Linked DNA regions of Homo sapiens: region 1 is linked to region 2. The links are chromatin loops, found by intact Hi-C in ENCODE. Cell type or tissue: A673. All regions are shown on one strand. Each heading gives the region's core, and the rest is flanking DNA. Links, peaks and the distances in the headings are about the cores only.

Evidence for each region. Hi-C counts contacts between places; a loop is a spot of excess contacts. Peaks named below come from ENCODE experiments on the same cell type or tissue, not always from the same donor. Only the 100,000 strongest peaks of a DNase experiment are listed, where the experiment ranks them.
Region 1: it touches region 2 in a loop (2.2-fold over the local background); 3 of 110 quality-filtered maps call a loop at or near these places.

What each region holds. Positions count from the first base shown.
Region 1 is chr11:81,775,465-81,781,437 of GRCh38, forward strand. No RefSeq gene overlaps it. Among named protein-coding and RNA genes, the nearest start is that of MIR4300, 110 kb to the right of the region's middle. In A673, for the core only: no CTCF peak of the experiment used is centred there; a DNase peak (open chromatin) is centred at 3,007.
Region 2 is chr11:81,641,450-81,647,422 of GRCh38, forward strand. No RefSeq gene overlaps it. Among named protein-coding and RNA genes, the nearest start is that of MIR4300, 250 kb to the right of the region's middle. RefSeq lists an enhancer at 5,784-5,973. In A673, for the core only: CTCF peaks have their summits at 2,980 (motif pointing right) and 3,183; a DNase peak (open chromatin) is centred at 3,012; H3K4me3 peaks cover 46 bases.

The DNA.
Region 1 (5,973 bases), core at 678-5,677, 130 kb after region 2:
ATTTGTGTTTAAGTAATCGTTTTTCAATGTTTCTATCTTTGTAGGTCTTTTCTTTTTCACATTACTTTTCACCACCACTCCCCAGTCACATAGAAGTACTCAATTTTCCCAGATTATACCAATTACTTTCATATCTTTATTAATTTGTGCATATTGTTTCTTCTTCTCTTTTTAACTTTATTCTTCTTGAGTTCTCCTTTCTTTTTCAAGAAATGGGGCAAGTAGTAGAAACAAATTGACTAGGTAACCTATTAATTATGTGACTCCTAGCCAATTATGTGACTCAGTTACCTGAATGTCATTCTCATCGACTGTAATAAGAGAGTAATAAATCCCTACAATGGCAATGATATTGTGAAATTTGACTTTGATTATTTATACAATGTGCATGTCATATAATAAGGTTCAATATGTGTTAACACTATTGATGTTGCTAGAACTGACTGCATTTGCTTGTAATAGTCTTCTTTTGCATTTTTGTCCCTGTTGAATGTATGATTTATGTTTTATTAATCTATTCAGTAGAATAAAGTAAATATAACTGAAGTTCATTCCTATGCTCCTTGCTACTAGGAAAATCCTAGAAGATATTGAGCACAGATATTTATTCTATCCTTTAACTTTTTAGTTTTTAGCAGATCACTTAGAGCTCATCTTATTTAACTTCTCAGCAGCACTTGACCATTGAGCATGGTCTCAAAACATATTTTCTTTGTATTTTGTGTCCTGTGTGCTAAATTTTCTGAGCGTGTGGTCTTAGAAGTTCTTCTCTTTGATTGCTAAACACCTTCCCTGGGTAATTATATGCATTTGTGCACAGCTGCAAATGCCGTATCTATACCAGTGAATCTCAAATGTGTATCTTTTAAAGAAAGAAATCACTATCTCTTGAACTCAAATTGGTATGCCCATTTGCCAACCTGCCTACTTAAACATTTCCCCCAGGTATGCCATATTCAACATGATCTTATTAACAATAAAGCCATTTTTAAGCATTCTTCTAAGTCTGTTACTCTTCTGCTTCCCTAGCTCAGTAAATAGTACCTATGTTATTTAGCCATGTTCTCAAGTCAGAAACCTAAGGGTCATTTTTGTTCCTTTACATCTCTGTGATCTAATTAAGCACAGCTTTTTGTTAATTTAACCCCTAATACATGTCTTGAGTGCAAACATTCACCATTCCCTAGCATCACCACGAACTTTACACTATCATCTCCATCCTGAGTCATTGGCATAACTATGACAGCTTCTGAACTTTGTTTCTTGCCACTTCTTTTGCCCCAGCAACTAGAGACGTCTCTTTAAACTGCAGATATGATTTTATCTATACCCCACTTAAAATTCTTCAATAATTTTATTGTATGTCATTCATGTAAATAAAAATTATGGCCAAAACTACCCTAATTGATATGGTCTTCCCTTATGTTTCTGATATTATCTCACAATCACACTTTTTCTTTTATACTGGTTTTCCTTCAGTCCCATAGAGGCTCAATATTCTTTCCTGCCCCAGCATCTTTACATAGGATCTCACTTAGCCCAAACTAGCTCTTGTTCATCATGTCAGTCTTAGTGTTAACTCCATTTTCTCAGAGTAGTCTGTCATAACATTACCTCCCCAAACTAAACATGAAGAAGAAGAAAGAGAAGGACAAGGAGAAGAAGAAGAATCAATCCTTTAATCATTTTCTGTTTTTTTTTTTCTTTTTGAGGTGGAGTCTAGCTCTGTCCCCAGGCTGGAGTGCTGTGGTGCTATCTCTGCTCACTGCAAGCTCCGCCTCCTGGTTTCACGCCATTCTCCTGCCTCAGCCTCCCCAGTAGCTGGGACTACAGGCATCCGCCACCACACCCTGCTAATTTTTGTTTTTGTATATTTTAGTACATACAGGGTTTCACCATGTTAGCCAGGATGATCTCGATCTCCTGACCTCATGATCTGCCCGCCTCGGCCTCCCAAAGTGCTGGGATTACAGGCAGTGAGCCACCGCACCTACCCCTTTAATCATTTTCAATTGTATTATATGCTCTTTCTTCAAATATCTTTTTATAAATTAGTCATGTATTTTATCTGGAGGACTTATTTAAGGCCTAGTTTCTCTCTTAGAAGGTAAGCTTTATGAATCAAAGGCATTTCAACTTGTATGCTGTTGTATTTTTTCACCTGGACCTCTGTAGGCGATGAGGTGCTGATTTTCAATATGGTGCAAATGCTCCTACCATGGCTCATTTCAAGCTACCAACTAGATATCACTGAGTATGAATTTGGGAAGACATGCACACAAGCGGCTTTAGCACAGCCCTGAAAACAGGATGATTGTCACCTATATCACAGATTATTAGAAAACTGCTAAACTACATCCAAAGTTATCCTCTCTTTATGGTCTAAATGTGTATTTTTCAAAAAATTTGTGACTCATGAACTATTTGAGGAGAAATTATGTTGGAGAATATTTGAGTTATTATTCTATGTTTATTTTACCACAAACCATTTCAACATTTTATTACAGAAAGAGCTGTACTTTTGATAAATTCAGGTATATAAAATAGATTATTAGTTTCATGATACATTTGAATAAAAGCTAATTTTACTGAGAACCTCAGCATATTAAGGTTCATCAAATGAATAAAATGCACTACATATAAATATATAAAAATTCATAAATAGCATGTATAAATATATACACATATACATATTTAAATTAGCTTTTTAACCTTGGGTAAGGGAGTTGATCTGGCTACGTTTAGTTAACCATATAGCTCACTTCTCCCCAATACACCAAGCACAGACCTATCTAGTGTATTTCTGTAAGTGGAACCCTTTGCAAACTTCCCTTTTAAAATAAGACAGGGAGAAATGAAAAATAAATACAAACCATTGATACATTACTAATCTAAAGAACTTCCTGCTAAGAAAGACAAGGATTGATCTACATAAAAAATGTGATTTACTCCGGAAAGAGAATAATTAAGCATTAGTCAACAGTAAGACATTTTAATAGTATCTTTCTAACAGCTGAAAGTGCATTAAAAGACTAAAATCTGGACCTGAGAAATGCCTCATTAATTAAACAAAAATCCTTTTTCTTCACACTGGGAAACTGTCAAAATGTTTTCTAAAGTGGTTATCAGATGAAGCAGATACACAGTTACACACAGAAATACTTGTAGTTTATATGTGTCCTAGAATCTGGAAGTGTTAGCCATTTGGTGAGTTCAAACTGAGACAATAATTCAGATTATATCAGTATTTTACATATCATAAAAATAAATCAATAAAGCATAGAACATGTGCAGGGCTCCCTCTGTACCCAGCTAAGTCTTGTGAGAAGTATCATAGAGGCTTGAAAAATGTTCCTTATCCTTAAATGGCTTTGACCTGGACTTACAGATCAGAATAGGAAAAGACAAGTGAAATGATAAAAATGTAAATATATCCTCCTTGGATAATACCATGTAACTAACATTTAGAGGAAGGATAAATGAATGTGGGCTTCCTGGAAAAACGGTGTGTGTGTGTGTGTGTGTGTGTGTATGTGTGTGTGTTTGTGTATGTGTGTGTGTTTGTGTGTGCACATGTGAGTTTTGGGCATGGGTAGAATTCGAATGAATGGGAGGGGTATAGTTCTTTTAGAGGGAAATAGCCTGTCCAAAGATTAGGATAAAGTATTATCAATGCATGCTAGGACTAGGGAGATATTTGGAAAACCAGCCTGATTTCCTTGAATCATGTGGGCAAAACAGGCTTTGCATATCACTGTCTGATTACCCTGTAATACTAACTGCAAAAAAATAACAATAATAAAAATAGGTAGTATCATGTCTAAGTTATTTAGATTAATATTTACAACTTTATGTGTTATTTCACTTTACAGATGAGAAACTTATTCTTAGGAAGAATAAATGGCCAGCCAAAATTATATGCTAAAACATGGGAGAGGTGGGCTTTGACTGACTCTAGAGCTGATACCCCACTCTGCCTCTGCCTGCACAGACAAGTCAAGGGCAGTTTACAAAATTGCCTTAATCTCTGCTCTCTAGCAGAGAGAAAGGAACTAACATTTATTGTACATTTATAAACAGCTTAAGCACACAAAGAAGGAAACAGACCCTGAGCCATACAATTTCCTATGTTTCTCTAATTCTTTCATGAATATTTGTCTCTTGTATTCAATAAAGTCCTAAGTAAGCAGTATGATGTAGTGAAATGAGCACGGATACTGGAATCGGTAAGTCTTTTTTATTCCAGTCCTGCTTGGTATTTTATGACTTTGGCCACTTCACTTTCCAATCTCAGCTTCCTGATATTCCTTTCCCTCATAGACTTGGGGTATAAAACCAACCTTGCCTGATTGTTAAAATGTGATAATGTGGACTGTTTATCAAGCACAGGATGTCTGGTTTTAATTATTATGATTCCTTTGTTTCCCACGTAGAGAAAAGCCCAGCTCATATTTTACTGTAGGCCATTAATTAATGGAATCCCAACCACTGAGGCATTATAACAGGAGGAGTTGCTTTCTATTTGTTTTGTTTTATAGTCACACATATACACGTCAGTTTCACCAAAGAACTGGGACTCAGGAGCGAAGACTATGGTTAATTTGGTTGCATACTTCCTCTCTCACCTGGTGAAACATAAAGTGTTCAGAATTTGTTAGACACAATTAGGCAGTGTGCTCTTTAAAAAATCGAGAAAAGCATATTTAGGGAAGGTTGATATGGCATGTTTAAGAAGGCAACCATGGACAGAAATCCTCATTCAAATCATTTTGTAGTATAGGGTTTAGAGTTTGCTTTCTTGGCAACAGCTTATCTATTCTATTCTCCTATCATGGTTCTTAGGATGTTATAATGTAATTCATGTATTTTCATGCCTGGCTTATATTCAGATTAATATCTGTGTTTTTTTTTAACCTTGTTTTCTACAATAACATTCCATTTTTTTCTCATTTTGATTGTAGTTCTACCTTGAGTACTTTGAATATAGGGATTAGTTATTCTTTGCATCTTCATTTCCAAGTATATAGTTGACATATATGGAGTTCAAGAAATAAACATAGCTAACATCTATTGCATGCTTACAATGTGTCAGAATGTGTCAACTATATTTTTGAACCTATTAACTTATATAATTCTCACAACAAGAACATACAAAAGGAGATGCCAATCACACCTTATTTTTTGAGTTATGGTGATTAAATGAGTCAATATGCAGTAAATACTTAGAGTAGCACATAGTAAATGCCGAGAGGATTTGGTCATTATTATCCTTAATGGAAACTGAAATACAGAGAGGTTACCAGGCCAACTTTCACAAGTAGAGTTGGGGTTTAAAACAGATGATATAGTCCTAGAGTTTGCATTCTTAATTGTTTTACTGTAACAAATATATTGAAATCAAATTTCTTTTTTTTTTTTTTTTTTTTTGAGACGGAGTCTGGCTCTGTCACCCAGGCTGGAGTGCAGTGGTGTGATCTCGGCTCACTGCAACCTCTGCCACTTGGGTTCAAGCAATTCTCCTGCCTCAGCCTCCCGAGTAGCTGGGATTACAGGTGCCTGCCACCATGCCTGGCTAATTTTTTGTATTTTAGTAGAGACGGGGTTTCACCGTGTTGCCCAGGCTGGTCGCAAACTCCTGAGCTCAGGCAATCTGACCGCCTTGGTCTCCCAAGGTGCTGGGATTAGAGACGTGAGCCACCACTCCCGGCCGAATTCAAATTTCAATCTACCCACCCTATTGCATGTACCCCACATACACACACGTCCACACACACATACATACTTCTCACTGATACGTTAAAAAAAATCTTAGTATTCTAAGACAGGCCAATGCTTGGAAACGGGGAAACAAAGATATAATAAATAAGGCTATAAACATTAATAAATGTAAATAAAAAAGAGTAATCAATTGTTATAGGAGATACAGTCATATATTATATTGGATATAATGGGACTGCAGAGTAGGGAATGCCC
Region 2 (5,973 bases), core at 329-5,328:
GCTTCAATCGACACATTACTAGGCAGATATGCTTTCTTCAAAGCTAGAAATAAACTTAGAAATATGTCTTTCTGAAAAGTGTGCAGGCTGTCCCTGAAGGAATATACTTGAAGCCAGCAGCACTGAGATGTCCTCAGTCACCGTAGCAAATGAGGGAGGTCCAAAAATATTCTGCTCCTTAAACAGGTTGATTTTTTTTAACCATGTGTGATTTATGCAGAGAATCTGTAAAACATTCCAGTTCATCAAAAGTCTAATTTGCATACATTTAAAGGACACTGTGGAAAATAATTAACTACTGAATGCATCACAATTGAGAGTGAATGTTGACTGAGAATTTTTAGAGCCTTAAATGAAAAATGAGGAGGTTAAATAAGTATACTGAATTGGTAGGGGGAACAAAAAGAAAAAAAAAGAGAAAAGGGGAGGGAAGAGAGGGGAAGAGAGGGGAGGAGGAAAAGAGACGAGCCGGGAGAAGTTGCTTTTCTTGCAATGCTTCGTATCCTAAACTCATGCGAAATAAAGAACTTTTTATTCCTTTCCCCTCTATTCTTTATGACTGAATAATTTTCTTGCTTTCTGGCTGTCAACTTGTAGTGTATTAAAATGATTACATATCTGTGTGCATGTAGCAAACCCATCTCACCAAGTTGTAGCTTACAGACTTGCAAGGAAGGAGACATCAGCTTGTGAAAGTCAAGCTAAATTCCAAGTCGTGATTGTACTTCCCATCACTGACATATATAAGTAAAATCTCAATTAAAAATTCATAGACATTTTAATAATTTTGAAGAGCATCTACTATTTTAGTGGTAATTTTCTAAATGTTTGTATATTCAAGGATATTACCTGATATATTAAAATTTATTTTATTATTTTCTTTACCTTTCCTCACAATGACATGGGAGCTGGCTCTTGAATAACCAGTAGAACAGTTTTATTATACCTGATTCTACTCTAATGACAACAAACAGAACAAGACATTTGAGCTTATTGTCACTATTTAAATCTCAAACAAGTGGAATATAACATAATAGTTTCCTGAGGTTAAATCAGGAATTATTATTATTTATTTAATTATTTGTTTGTTTATGTTTTCAGAGACCAGATCTTGCTTTCTCACCCAGGCTGGAGTGCAGTGGCATGATCATAGCTCACTGCAACCTCAAACCCCTGGGCACAGTAATCCTTCCTGCCACAGTCTGCTGACTAGCTAGGACTATATGCCTGTGACACCACTCCTGGCTAATTATATTTATTTTTATTTTTTTTGTAGAATGGGAGGGTCTTACTATGTTGCCAAGCTGGTCTCAAACACCTGGCCTCAAGTGATGCTCTTGCCTGGGACTCCCAAAGTGCTGGGATTACAGACATGAACCACCACACCCAGTCTAGAAATTATTAATTTCTGTTTGTATTCATACTTCAAGCTACAGATAGCTTATATGTGAACAATAATTTCAAAACAAAAACTTTCTGCTATTTTTTTAAAGAATGCACAGTGAATTACCAGTTTACACAGGGTGATCGCCCAAATAAATAAATTTGAAGTTGAAGGACAACATGGATAAGATGAGGCTATCTAGAGAAAGAACTAATTTAAGACTTAGAGAATGAAACTACACATGTGATTCTAGCCAGTATTTTCTCTAGTGTCATTAGTTAATAGGTGAATTAAGGAATTAATGAAATATCTGCCATTTAACATCTCAACTTTGTCTTTTTTTTTTTTTTTCTTTAGAGGCAGAGTCTCACTCTGTCACCCAGGCTGGAATGCAGTTGCGTGATCTCAGCTCACTGCAACCTCTGCCTTCCAGGTTCAAGCGATTCTCCTGCCTCAGCCTCCTGAGTAGCTGGGGTTATAGGCGCCTGACACTGAGTCCAGCTAAGTTTTTTTTTTATTATTCTTATTTATTTATTTTTATTTTTTAAGTAGATATGGGGTTTCACCACATTGGCCAGGCTGGTCTCACACTCCTGACCTCAGGTGATCTGCCTGCCTCGGGCTCCCAAAGTGCTGGGATTACAGGCTTGAGCCACCACACTCAGCCTTGTCTTTCTATTTGATCCATGTAAAATTCAGTTAAAACCAATTCCGGTTTAATGGGATCTACCCCATCTGCACCTAAGTCTTCTAAACTGGAAAAAAAAAAAGACATCAGAAATAATGGTGTCCTTTATTTGCACAGTACTTTTACACTTACTATATATATTTAGAGAACTCCAGTTCCCAAAGACCATTAACATCTGTACTTCCAAAGAGTTGTTTTCAGCCAAGAGACATGCCTCCTATATGAATGTCAGTTCTGACTCCCCACACAGAAAGATAGGTATAAGGAAAGATAATAAGGAAGGTAAGACAAGGGCTACTGTAGCCTTGGTAATTGGTTAGCTAGATTAGAGTCTTAAAAATATATAGGAAATGATGCCTAATATCTATATTTTGATTTAGAACAAAGGCATACACACACATATAATTGTATAATTTTATTTTGTTTTATTCTTTTTGTATGTTTTTTCAAGTATGAATATGCAAATACAGTAAACTATTTTTATATTTAAGCTATTCAAACTGCAGTATCAATACCCAGTGGAAAACATGTAATTTCATTGCTTTCTTTTTGAAATGTTTTCTTCAGTGAAGTATCTTGATACTTTAATATGTATAAAAATGTGTACGAATATTTATTATTAAATACATAGCAACATAAATGTGTTCCTCACAATGTGTACACACAAGAAACAAAAGAGGTGAAAGAGAGAGATCATATCAAATTAGAAAATGAAGCATAGAGTGAAGGAATTTGTACTTGTAACCTAACAATTCATTTGAAAAACAAAAAAAAAACCATTAAAGTACATTTTAATAAAATCAAACACCCCTTCGCAATGTAACAGAAAATTAGCAATGTCCTTCCTTGCTGTTAACTTGGAAGGCTGTTAAGAATGTAAGAATTACTCTTCTTTACCACCAGGTGGCTCACTTTCTATACCTATGCCTGATCAGAGATGCCACTGTGGCCCCTGAGACTGGAGATAATAAAATTCCCACTAGAGGGTGTTGAAAGAAGAAAAGTAATTCTTTCAGAGCAAACCTGAAGTCCTGAACAAGGAAATACCTGAGCTACAGCTAAGATTTCCTCACCAGCCTGGGAGACAGAGTAAGATCCTGTCTAAATGAAAAAAAGAGAACTATCCTACAGAGACAGAATAAATGAGGTGGTTTTAGACTAGGGACATTTAAAACCAGATGGAGACTTGTCTAATAACCATTCTGTGTCCAAGTCCAAATGGTTTCACAGACTTCTCAAATGCATTCATAATGTGAGACAGGTATATGCAGAGTGGAGTGGGGGTTGGGGGGGGAGGTACTGAGAGAGAAAGAAAAGAAAGCAACCTTGAAATAAAACAATAATTCACATTATATAATTTTGATTGAGTTTGGAATTAGAATGGAAAAAAATAAGGAAAAGGGAAAAAAAATAAGCCAACAAAGTTGAAAAATGTAATATGGAAAGGAAATTCGCTTTTCTAGATTAGCAAGATTGCTCTTAGCAATGAACCCCTTCCCTAAACTGCATTTTACTAGAGAAAATATAATAGGCCAGTAGCCATAGAAGCTTGTAACATTATCCAATGTATTGCTATAAAAAGCCTTACCATCTGGATCCTAATTCTCCTCAATATTTAAAGTGCAGAGCATTTTCTTCTCTTCATCCTAATTTACAGCTATCACTCAACGCAGCCCTGAAGGGTGCATGCAAAACGTGCCATTGTTAGAGCTAGTATATAGTCCAAGGTAATTTGGTGAAAATCACCTTAAGAGTATAACTACATGGTTTCCTTAGTATTCGGCACCTGTTTGCATTTCACAAAAGCTTATAGATTTTCTTCTTTTTTTTTTCTTCCCTTTCTTTTGCGTTGGTCAGCATTGGTTTGCAACGTCACCATGCATATGTAGAAATGCCTGTGGACGGCACCATCAATCCTACCCCATAGATTGGTAAGAACTGAAAGGTATGTGACCCAACAGCACTGAACATTGTTGAGAACCCACTTCTTTGGCTTAATCCATAGTATTTATTCATTAACTTTATTTTAATAAAATTCTCAAAACACCAATTCACCAAGATGCCCAGGAATGGTTATCAGATACAGTAGGAACAAAATTGTGTAAAAACTAAGAAGGCTGGTGACTAGGAGCCAGAACAATGACAGAACAGTCATGACCTCTGGTTGTAAGCAAAATGAAATTGATTCCCTCTCAGAAAAGACAGCTTTGAATAGTGATCTATAATGTGCAAGTAATTGGCTAACTCTTTAACCTACCTCACAAATCTGTTCACCTGGGGAGAAAGGTGAGTGAGGAAGACCAAGAAGGAGAAAGCTCACCCAACAACTTAATTAAATTACATTTCACTTCCACAGCAGGCCTGGTTAAGATTACATCTTTGGATCTTTTAGGTTGCTGGCTGAGTTGGACATCTTTGGCAAAACATAAACAAAAAGAGAGTATCTTCTCTCTCTCCAAGATTCCACTCCAAGTGCACACCATCCACCCCACATGAAAAAAAGAATTTTGTCCTCTATCTCCTTCACTCCTTCTGATCTCTCTATTTTACTAAGAGTGATATCAACTGAGCCATCAGCTACCACATCACCATGGAGAGAGTAATATAAGCAGGTCTATTGCAAGTTTGACTACGAATTAAAGCATGAAGTAACAAAAAGTAAAGTTGTGCTTTCTTTGTGTGTTTGTTGTTGTGTAGCAGACTAGAGAATCTATTTTCTCAAATTACTTTATGAATATCCAATGTAGAAACTACAAATACTATGGGAACTAAAGGCAATACCAGATAATATACATTAAACATTTGTTAAAGAGTGAAAGTCCCTATTGGATGCTGCAGAGGGATCACTTGCATCAAACATTAATGACAGTGAAGAAGGTAACCGTTCTTTCTTTCTACTACCCTCCAAAGAGACAGCAGACAACCTGTGTACATGGTCTTTTTGCTCAAAGGGTAGGTCCCTAGAGTTATCAAAGAAAGTACCTGGATGTTTGAGCTTGAAAATTCCTGACCCCAGGTGATAACTTGTCCTTTAAGCATAAATCTAGATCTGCCCCAAAGTTGTGTGTCACGCTCCTCCATCAGAACTGAGGTCATCCCCATCAAGACACCATGCCATAGCTTGGAGGCTCTTCCCAGAAGAGTAATGAAAAGAGACTAATGTTTTTAAAAGTGTGTTACACATACAAAGTGATGCTTGTAAAAACAATCACAAAAACTGTGTCTTCTGATTCTCTGCTTACCACAAACTTCACTCTTGTTGCTAAATTCTGTGATAACCCAGAGGCACCATGAGCCTGACTTGTGTTTGGGACTCATCTTCTAAAGAGCATTTTCTTTATGATCATTTCAAATCAATTGGATAAATTATGCTTATCAGTCTCTCATAAAACTCCTCATGAAATTATGTCTATGAAACAATTAAAATGAATATTAAAGGGTGAAGATATTAACAAGTTGTTGAAATTTTTCTTTATTAACTATTTTACTCTGAAATTGGCTAAGAAAATATGTACAGTCAAGGAATATTAGGGGTGATAATTTATACAGATTAATATCACTTAAACAAGGAGACTCAAATCAATAAGATACAGTTTTGTTTGGAGTTTTATAAATACAGATCTGTTAACTAAGAAACCTCTAAATTCACAACTAGATTCTAGCTTATTTTAGCAGAAGAAATCCTCTCCAGTTAATTATTTCTATGTCAATTAATCACTTTAGCCACCTCGCCACAACAGAGTGAGTTATAGCAAACAAATACTTCCCCTCTTCAAATCCACATCATCCGTATATGTATAAGAGCTCAAAAACATGAAAAGACATTTGATTCCTAGGTTTCCTTGACAAATACAGCAATTTCCATGAATATTAAACTTCTGTGATTCAGCAACTTTCACTC